Regions from separate parts of the Mus musculus genome. Here region 1 is linked to region 2. The links are chromatin contacts, found by Hi-C or POLR2A ChIA-PET in ENCODE. All regions are on one chromosome and are shown on one strand. The core of a region is the stretch at or near the end of the contact, and the rest is flanking DNA. Distances in the headings are between cores, read along the strand shown.

Region 1 (5,093 bases), core at 2,455-4,954, 36 kb after region 2:
ATTTCTATTTTCCCTTGGTCAGTAATGACACAGCTCATTAGAATAGAGAAAAGTGTGGCTTCTGTAGCTCAGGATTCCACACAATCAACGTTTAGTCTAAGCAGTTACCTTAATTCTAGATACCGAAACATATTGTTTACAGTAAAAAGTTCCTATTGAGAGGGAGGCAAATTTTATTTTTATGTAAAAAACAACAACCTAAAACATTTACGCAATAGTATAATCACTAGAGAATCCCATGGTTTTAATATAATGTCACAGATAGTGTTATTTCTAAACCCCTTTTCTTAGAATAAGAAATCTCTGCAGTTACTGCTTGGAAAATTGAATTTGGGAGTAAAGAACTATCCGTAAATAAAGCAAGTGACAGGAAGTCACAGCCCGAGTCACAGGATTTACCAGTGCCCTGCTCCTGCTGCCACAGCCCCACCCAGTCCTCTCCATCAACTACACTCTGACTCCCTGTCAGTGTGCCTCCCTCAGCTCTGCTCTTGCCTTGCCTTAGGTTCACCTGCTCAGACAACAGGGAAGCATGGTGGAAAGACACCGCCCATGAGAGCTCATCTAGCACATGGGGAGTCATGGCTCCCAGGAGGGAGGGCCTCCTCTAAGAGGTCACCTGGGTTCTTGCTGAGCCACTGGCACTCACTGTGTCCCCTGAATCTAAACAGTCTGTTTAAGGAGTGTAATACAGGGGGCTGGAGACAGAAAGCCTGCACGTGGCCATTACACCCAACTATGGGGCTGACTTCATCGCTGATCCCGCCACTGCCTCGGTGTGGGAGGGCATGTCAACACCCCACTGTCGAGGCAGCTGCGGTATAGGCTAATTTGCCAACAACAAACGGCTATCTCTTCCAACTACACTGCTTTCTGCATGAGTATAAAGTGAAAAGTGGACTTTAGTCTCTTTTTCATTTCTTTTGGGGGTATTTCAAGCGCTATTAAAAATGGGGTCCTTTTCAAATAAAACTAAAATTAAGAGTTCTAAGGCTGCAATCAGATAAGTGTTACCTCTGGTTTATGTGACATGACATTGGTGTGTTCCATCGAGAGTTTCAGGGTACAGGATTATCCAAGAGCACATTAGCAGGACACTGCTCACAGTGCCTGGGGCAGATGAAACTGAGGAAAGAAAAATGCACATTGCCTTTTTCAAAGGAAAATAATTAATGCATATGTCGTTTCCTAAAGTCTTTTGATGGAGAAATCTCTTTAGAGCTGGGAAGGGATGCAGCCAGAGCATCTGAATACACGTTGGAGCGTCTGCCATGTAAGCCGCACAGCTTGTAAACTTACGTCTGAGTGGTCAACAGGACAGATATCAGAAAAGGAATATACTCCATCACTTACTGTTTATGAAAGAAATAATACTGATTAGGGCCTGGGATCCTGGCAGGGGGAGAAAGACCAAACTGGCTCTGTGTTACCTGACATAAAGACATCAGAGAGCTGGAACATCAGGAGTCAACTGTGAGGAGTGTGTGCCGCCACTCAGCTCACTACCAGAGAAAGAAGCTGACAATTCACAGGGCTCTGGATACACAGTACCACTGATTTTATTTGTACAAGAAATGACTGGTCACTGAACTTTTCTATATATTCCTAATCGTTACTGCTGTTACCTCAGAAACCAGTGAAATCTATCCCCAGCTTTAAAGTACAAAATAGTAAGGGAAAAAAATCTAAATAAAAATAATGCAACCTTTAATCTGCCAGGGTCTCTAAATTGTTACCACTGATTATTATAAAGTATACAATTTATTTATAGTTTTGTTTTTACTTTAAATAAACATTTGCTCTTTAGTTTTGGGGCAAGGGACATGCTTGGCAAAACACAAAAAGCAACAGAACCTACAACATTGAGTGAGCTTTTTTGGGGTGGGGGATGGGGGCAAGGTGTTGTTAAAAATCTCAATCGAGAAAGGAGGAAAAAAATGGAACTTTGTCAGAATAAAAATGGAAGAAACTTTGTAAACGGAAGCTGGTGAGTTAATCAGTAGGATTTTAGCAGTGCTGTAACTTTAGTGAGTAAGGGTTTGATATGCAGGAGGAGCTAATGACAAGCACGAGCTAAGGGGCAGTAGCCAAGTTTTAAAACAATGTAAGTGTTACTGCTGTTTCCCTAGTCACCGGTTTCTTAGTCTAAAGTTCATCTGACAAGGGCACACGTTCATGGCCCTCCTACGTGGGACTTTTATCTAGATCTGAAGGGTGGGGCCATTTATTTACCTTTTCCTGGTATTTATATTAATTTTACTGAATAATGGCTGTTTCTCTACCCTGACCCATGCTGGAGAGAAAATCAAGGGTCTCAAGAATGCTGGGCAGTCACTACTACCAACGATCTAGATTCCCAGTGACAAGCTGATGAGTACCAGATATGAAACCAACCATTTTCAAGACAGTCAAGCGCTGTATGTTTTTAGGCTTCTCTAGAGAATTTATGAAGAAAGGGGGTGAGATAGAGAATAAAGTAGGTATTTATATCCTGAATTTTCTAAGAAATATAATTTAAAAAGTACAACCAGGTTTAGAAGCCCCGAATTTAAAAGCAGGCCATGGTAGGGGTGTCGTAAAATTCAACATCACCTTTTAATACAGCTGGGTTTAAAAATAGCCACCAAGATCTTTTGTGTCGATGAATATAAAGGATTTGTTCTAGATGCTCAGAAATACAGTCCCCACAAAAGACTTTTAATTTGATCAAATTCTGGCTGAAGAAGGTGAGACCAGAAGGGGAAATGTCTAATAAAGTGTGAGGGGCCTGAAACAGGCCTGTCTTTCCACTGGTAAAGATTACAATTCTACATGCAGAAGCACGTGGCAAACCGTCATTTTTGTGACTGGTATTTGGGTGACTGTATCCTGCACCTGTTCCTAGAGAAACAACAGTCAGAGCCTTTTCTCTGGATTTCCACCACTGGGATGCAAGGGGGATGCCTGCCTGGTCATGACAGTGATGCTTGGGACTCTAGAGCAGCAACTTAAAATTTAGCAATAAAACTTTGGTTTAAAGTTAAAACAAATGAGGGGAAAAAAATCAACTAGTTGTTTCCTGAAAGAGGTGTGTGGGGTTGACCCTCCGCAGTGCCAGTGAGCCTTAGTTCCTCCTGCCTCCCTTCACAGGAGTAGCATTCATTTATGGTTAAGTTTCATAAATAATGAGAAACTGTATGTAACGAATACAGCATATTCCCCACCCACCCGAAGCCCTCCCCAGATGAGAAAAGTCACATCGAATTAAAAGTAGCTTTGTGGAGGAGGTGCTGCTCCAAGCTGCACTTTCCCTGCAAGTGCTGCCAGTGTCTCTGCACTGGCTATGAAGGAAGGGAAAAACTCTCCATAGAAACTGACAGAAAATTTAAAAACCGGTGTCCGGTTTCAGACAGTCAAAACCGGCCGGCGAAGCTGAGCTCTCTGGGCTGTGCATCAGACGTTCCTTCCAAAGCTTCTCTTCATCCTGATGGGCTTCTGTATCCTTGTGATTGTAAACAATCCGTAAGATAGTAGGTGTTTGTTCCTTAAAACATCTTCTGATTGGCAAAATGAAGTATTTGTTTTAAAAATAGAAAATGAAGATTAAACCAGAAGAAAAGAAAAGAAACACAGTGAGCTTGCTCGGAGTCCATAGGACCCGATCTGAAGAGCCCGGGAACGTGTTCTGTTTTCTCCTGTTCTCAGCTGGAAAAAGGTGCTGGAGGTTGCGTTGGTCGAGGAAAGGATTGTAGAGTAGAAAACCAAGGATGTTACTCTAGACTTCAGCGAATTCAAGTGTTAGCTTCGTCATCTGTGTCTTCTATCAATACCTTAGTGTCGCGAGCCTTGGATCTAGCGTGATCAGAGGAAATGAACATGTATGATCAGTCCCATGCAGTGCTGCTGGGTCCACTCTTCCCACTAGCAAGCACGCACACTACCCAGGAGCTATGTACTGCAAGTGGAGAGGTAGGAACAGCAGTAGGCTGAATTAAAGACGGAGCAGTACCCGGAAACAAGGATCTGAGTTTGAGCACTGGTACAGTGATAGCCAGGAGCCTCGGTCAAACTGTTAGCGCTGCTGATTTAGGAGGCTGTGCAGAGATTCTTGTACCGAATAAAAATGGGACTGGGTAACCCGACACTCGTTAGCCTCAACAGTGAAGGCAGTGTTTCTGACAGGAGATCTGTTACTCCCACTTGACAGATGGGGAGGCTGACATTCAGGAGGCTAAGGCTGTGCTAAGGCTGTATGAATCTATGACGTCAGAGCTGAGACTCAGGTCTCACCTTAGATTCCCTGCACTCTTTGTACCTTAAGCCTGTTCTTCTAACTGCCTTCCTCTGGCTGCCATCTAGTTTCCCAGCGTTTCCCTGTAAACCCCTGAAATGAACAGACTAGCACCAAGAGCCTCCCTCTTGATCAGAAACCATGTTTAGACTGCCCTCTGCTGGTAGCTATGAGACCTTCACGGTGAGGAGCTCTGGTCTGTCAGCCTTTTCTCCAGGCCTTGAGGCTAGCCACCTCCTCAGCACCCTCTTACCCACAGCGCTCCTGCACCCCAGGTTGCCGTGCCTCCCTGGACAGAGTGCAGCTGAGTCAGTGCTCTTCCCGCTCATTTCCCACTGTGACTTCTGCTACTTTCCTCTGCCCTAAGACTCACTCTCCTCTTTTCTGCTTTTTCCTTCTCTACTTTCTTTCCAGAAAATTCCCACTCTCTAGCTAAAGCTTTGGTAGGCCTGGGCTTCTGTACTCACCGGACTGTAGCCCCTTCTGCTCATCTCCTCTATGCTCCTGTACCCGACTTTACAACCCGATCCAGGCCTTTACTGTCCCGATTTCCCTTTCCTACTGCACTGTGCAGTGACACAGTCTCCTTTCCTGTCACTCCTCTTTGGAAGAACATGTTTTGTTTTGTTCTTTTTCTTTCCCTACAAGATGAAGCCTGCAGTTTTTAGTCTTTGGCTATTTGTTTGTTTTTGAGATAGGATCTAGTGTAAACCAGGCTGGCCTGGGCTTGCTGTGTAGCTATGATCCTCCTGCTTCCACTGTCAAAATGCTGGGCTTACAGGTGTGGGTCAGTTCAGATGAGCCCATCCAATTACATTTTCTC
Region 2 (5,030 bases), core at 1,831-4,330:
AGTCTGGGCTCCCTGCTTTGGGAGGACTCTGTCTGGAAACCTTCAGTATCTCCTGCAACAGGAGGCGGTTCCTCTCTACCCTGTCAGACAGGGACAAAGCATTTGCCACAGAGCCCAGAGCCTCCAGGCCCTGAGCTCTCCAGAATGTCTCTGGCTGGTCTGTTCTAGGGATCAAATCCTCCTTAGAGGTTAGGGTTGTGCTGTCCAGATCTTCCTTTGTGACTATCCCATCTCCGAGCGGGTATTGTCTTCTCTTCTTCTGGCTGCTCAAGGGGGTGGTTTTACAGGGACCAGGCCGCTGTGGCTGGACTGCAGAAACTCGATTGTTGGGACTTTCTTGTAAAGAGCCAGACCCTGCTACTGGGTCCTCCTCATGATCAGCCGGCATCCACACTGCTTCTGGAGACCACGGGCTTTGTTCATTCCAGCTCTCAGGGGTAGATGGCTTGGATCCACTGTTCCTGGCAGGTTTCTTCTCATTAACATGTCTGGCCAGATGTCCATCATTAGGGTTCTGAGCATGGGGGACCACCAGGGCATCTGGTAGGCTCCAGGCTACTCCAGTCTTGACTTGGTGGCATTTGGATTTTGTAGGGGATGGACGCTCATAGGAAGTGGGACGGGGATCTGTCCCTTGTTTTCCTGCTGTCATTTTCTCCTTCAAGGCCTTTACCTTGGACTCCAGCACAGAAGGACCTTGGAGCTGCAGCCCCCATGTCCTGGGAGGCTTGGGGGGCATCAGGTTAGATGCTCGGTCTTCCTGGGGGCAGGGTGAAGGTCTCGGGAGAGGTCCACTGTCTGGCTGCTCAGCGCCATCTCTGGCCATGGCTGGAGTCACTTGCGTGGGGCTTGTTGTGCTCCCTGGCCTGGATGCTCTGCAGGAAAAAAGAGAAGCTCAGACCCTGACCCTGGACGCCCCAGTAACCTGCTTGATCTCCACAGTGCCCTGATATGGACCCCTTTTCAAGTGGCATACCTCAAGAAGAGCTGGTGTCCTCTATATAACGTGGACACACATTGAAAAGGACAAGTCACAGGACAGAACAAACAGGTTACCAGCAAGCTTATTTTCTCCTGGCATGCTCTTTAGAGGGCAGGGAGGAGACTGGGGAGGGTGGTTACTGGAGCATGGGCAGTAAACCCCGAGGAAGGAAATAATGCCAGTTTTTCTATTCCCATTTTTAGGGTGAGCAAAACAAGGCCTCAAACAATCCAATGCAAAATGTGAACCATGGTGAAAAGCAGTGTAATTCCCCAACCCTGGGCTAAAGGAGGCCCCAGAGGAGAATGGCAGTGTTGGCTAATGGTCAGTACTCTTCCTTGTGGATGACGGACCTGTCCCTGTAATAGAATGTGTCGCTGCCTGCCAGCTTCATGCCAACCCTAGTGAAAAAGTGTTAGACTAGAGTCAAGCTGTACTCGAAAGAAGTAATAGTGACAGTCACAAACGATAAGCTATCTGCTCTATGTCAAGCAAAGGCTTTTCAAACATGTCAACACTCTCTAAAATAATATATTTATATTATGTCTGTGATAGAATGTTATTTTATATAAATAAAGATATTTATTTATTATATAATATATAAATAAAAATATTATTTTTAACAGATGGAGAACTGAGGCATAGAGAAATTACATCACGTAGATGCCCTGGGGGAGACAAGCTTGTAACCAGAACCTTTCCATTCCAAGCCAGGACTCTCCGAGAACAGTGAGCCTTTAACCGCACCCCTTGTTCTCAGGTAAGACCTGAGTCCGCAGAGGTCCCAAGACTCACTAGAATTATACGGCCCCTTGGTGGCCTGGCTGATTCCAATAGCTTTACAGAGAATGACGTGACAACTGTTTTACTCCCTGTATAAGCTACTGTGTCTTAGTGACTACTCAGAACACTCAGAAGTCACCCTAGTCTACCTGTGTCCCATAGGAAGTAAACTCTCAGCGTGTAAGAATTTGGGCATAGAGTATATATTAGAGGTTAATTATTCCCTTCTCACAATAGGGATCCACCATAAGATGTTCTTAAAGGTAAGTCTCTTAAAGTAATTCATTATAATTATTAAATTAACATGTTTTTCAGAATATACATATTTTATGAAGCAAGATACATATATAACACAGAATTTCACAGCAGTAAATCTGTGAAGTTTAGGGATAGTAGAAGTCATTTTCTCTACTAGATCATCTGGAGCAGCGGTTCTTGGCATCACGGGGTCGCATATCAGATATACTGCATATCAGATATTCACATTATGATTCGTAACAGTAGCAAGATTACGGTCATTAAGTAGCAACGAAAATAATTTTATGGTTGGAGATCACCACATGATAAACTTAAACTGTACTAAAGGGTCGCAGCATTAAGACTGAGAATCACTGATCGAAAATGTACTAGGTTTCTCTTTGTGGCTCAGCTACCTCTTCTCTGAGATCCAATCCAGAAGCCCAGGTTGTAATGTGAGCTTTTAGAAAAATTGATGGGTCAACCCTGGAGCTTCGCTCTAGACTTGTCCGCAGACCTTAAGGAATGAGACAGTCGGGACTGAAGGCCTCCGGACGACCTTCCTGGAAGATGTCGTAACTCCTAGCACCGATGCTCTAACTCAGAAAAAAACCTGGAATGAAAATGGACAGGAAGGGCGAGCCTCCACGACCCTTCCAGCTCTGCGGCGGCCGGAGGTCGGGTGTCCCCGGGTGTGCCCCGCCACCCCGCCCGGGTCCTCTCGGTACTCACTGAGAGCGGCGCGCGGGCTTGGCCGCCGCCTCCATCCCCTCCATCCCTCGGAGAGGCGAGGCCCTGCCCCACTCTCCCCGTCCGGGGCCGCTGCAGAGTCCCGGGCCGGACTCGCCCTGAATTCGGGCGGGCGGACGGGAGTGTGGCCCGCAGGCCTCGTCCCCGGAGCGTGTCCCGCCCCGGGTCCCACGAGGCGAGGCCGGGCTGGCAGGAGTGCGCGGCGCCCCTGGCCCCGCTGGGCGCCTGGAGCCGTAGCGACCGCTACTTCATAGCTTTGCTTGAAGGTGAAAGGCCCAGCCAGCGGCCTCGCGGGCCGGCCTGGGAAGAGAGGGCGAGGAAGGCGAGAGGAGGGGCGGCGGAAGGGGCTGGAGGAGCCGCGACCTCGGCCTGTCCCCACCCCCCAGCCTCCCGCGGCCTCCCAGGGTCGTGGCCACTCGACCCGGGCGCACGCCGGGAGCCCAGAGCCTCCTCGGCTCCGCTCCACTCCTGGAGCCAGGGCCGCCTAGACGGCCGGAGGATGCGCCCTGAATTTGGGGCTCACTGGCTGCCACGGGGCCGTTGTCCCGGGCGCCGATCAGCTCCCTCCCCGGGGACACGGGCGCGAAAGCGGAGGGGCGCCCGGGTGACTCGGGGGCGCAGCCGGAGCGCAAAAGGCGACAAGCTTCAGCCGACTCCACCGGCTCCGCTGGAGCGAGAAGCTGAGGACCGGACTTTGTGTGGAGAACGTTTCGGGATGGGTCGGTGGGCTTCTCCGCAGGGCCGCCCCATCACCCTTGGGCGCCCTCTTAGGTCAAGATCATTCAAGGTTCGTTGAGGCCTTGGGGTAAGCTGGCGTTGACTGCTCATCCGGAGCCACCAAGAGCTGGGCCTGCATTGCCAGCTGCTTGGGGAAGGGACCGCTTCTGGGGCAGTGGAGGATTCCCGAACAGACCTGGGTACAGGCCTCCGTGAAGGAGCCACCAAATGGCTGGCAATTGTGCCCAAATCCATGGAGCTTCCTCTTTCTAACCAGGAGGTGACTAAGTCTCTCCAATGTCCAAACCCATTTTGACTATTCCCCTACCCCCAAAGGAACAGTAAGAAGAACCAGGACATTTCAGACGTCTCTGAAAAGAGAAAGTGGTCTCTCTTCTTTCTTTGGCCAACAAGTTTCACTTACTTAATCTTTTGTGCTGCTAGATGGCCGGTGTAGCTACTGGAAAGGATGCACAAAGCTAAGGTCCTAGCAGAGCACAGGAGAGAGAGGGCAGTTCTACCCCTTGTGCGGGTGTAATCCTGTAGTCCCAGTTGTTCAGAGATTAAAGCAGGAGGATCCTGCTGCAAGTTCGAGGCCAGCCTAGGCAATTTAGTGAGACATGTTCTCAAAAGGAAAAGGGGAGAAATGGGCTGAGGATGTAGGGATGGGTGTAGAGAATTTGCCTATTGTGCAAGAGGCCCTGGGTTCAAACCGAGTCCCATGGAAACAGAAAGGATGTCTATCTCCCTTTAAGGGAGCTGGATGGGGGAGGGAACACCGAGGCAGGCAATCTGGTCTGAGCCGCACCCTGGGAAACTGACAGTAGATTGGCCCAGGACCGGTTTAGGAACCAAGGGGTTTATCCTGGGCAAACCCTGTGTAAGTGAGCAGGTTCAAGGCTCACGGCTCTGTGGAGCAGGGTCTGAAGCGTCTTCCTGCCATGTTCGCAGAGTAAGTTCCTCCACAAGGCACTTTCTGCTCTGGTTTAGTGCTGATCGATCACCATACACTGACAACTCAGTCCCTAGAGTGGCTGCCTCTTGCTGCAACCTCAAGATTCAGAACTATTGTCCCTTTGTACAAATGAGGTGACCAATCGGAACAAAGCTGGTAAATGGCAGGTCTTCAAGAACCCCCGACGGACACGATATTGAGTGTGGTGGTTGGCGTCTGCAGCAGAACATGAAATATTTCGTTTTTGAAAATTCAGATCGAGGGGTTAGAAAGATGCCTCAGTAAGAGCACCTGCTGCTGCTCTTGCAGGGGACTGGAGTTGGGTTCCCAGCACTCATGTGTGTGTGTGTGTGTGTGTGTGTGTGTGTGTGTGTGTGTGTGTATGTGTGTTTGTGTGTGTATGTGTGTGTGTTTGTATGTGTGTTTGTGTGTGTATGTGTGTTTGTGTGTGTATATGTGTGTATGTGTGTGTATGTGTGTGTGTGTGTGTGTGTGTGTGTGTGTGTGTGTGTGTGTGTGTGTGTGTTGGAGTTGGCTGGGCTTCTTACTCCAGCTTCAGGGAGTCTGATGCCCCCTTCTGACTTCCAGGGGTACCTTCACACACAT

What was found. Hi-C counts contacts between places; a loop is a spot of excess contacts on that map. ChIA-PET counts read pairs that join two places held with the same protein, here RNA polymerase II (POLR2A).
Region 1: a loop to region 2 is called in a map of left cerebral cortex, with 2.3 times the contacts of the local background. The contact joins the enhancer-like site here to the promoter of BC034090 in region 2. A Hi-C loop is called at or near these places in 8 of 37 maps with a recorded cell type or tissue (Patski, gastrocnemius, heart and 1 more). POLR2A ChIA-PET finds 5 or more read pairs at or near these places in 1 of 5 experiments (Patski).

What each region holds. Positions count from the first base shown.
Region 1 is chr1:155,277,240-155,282,332 of GRCm38, forward strand. Xpr1 (xenotropic and polytropic retrovirus receptor 1) reads right to left here. Exons shown (of 15, transcript NM_011273.2): 15 at 1-3,831. The coding sequence ends at 3,771. Among named protein-coding and RNA genes, the nearest start is that of BC034090, 35 kb to the left of the region's middle. Within about 2 kb of position 3,705, at least 1 of the 3 ENCODE cell types and tissues checked has a DNase peak (open chromatin) inside an H3K27ac peak, as active enhancers do; it is left cerebral cortex, where a contact is called at or near this core.
Region 2 is chr1:155,241,452-155,246,481 of GRCm38, forward strand. BC034090 (cDNA sequence BC034090) reads right to left here and starts at 3,081. Exons shown (of 10, transcript NM_001370865.1): 1 at 2,735-3,081; 2 at 1-875. The coding sequence starts at 2,778. It overlaps Gm31102 (a long non-coding RNA gene), which reads left to right and starts at 1,678. Exons shown (of 4, transcript XR_878641.3): 1 at 1,678-2,028.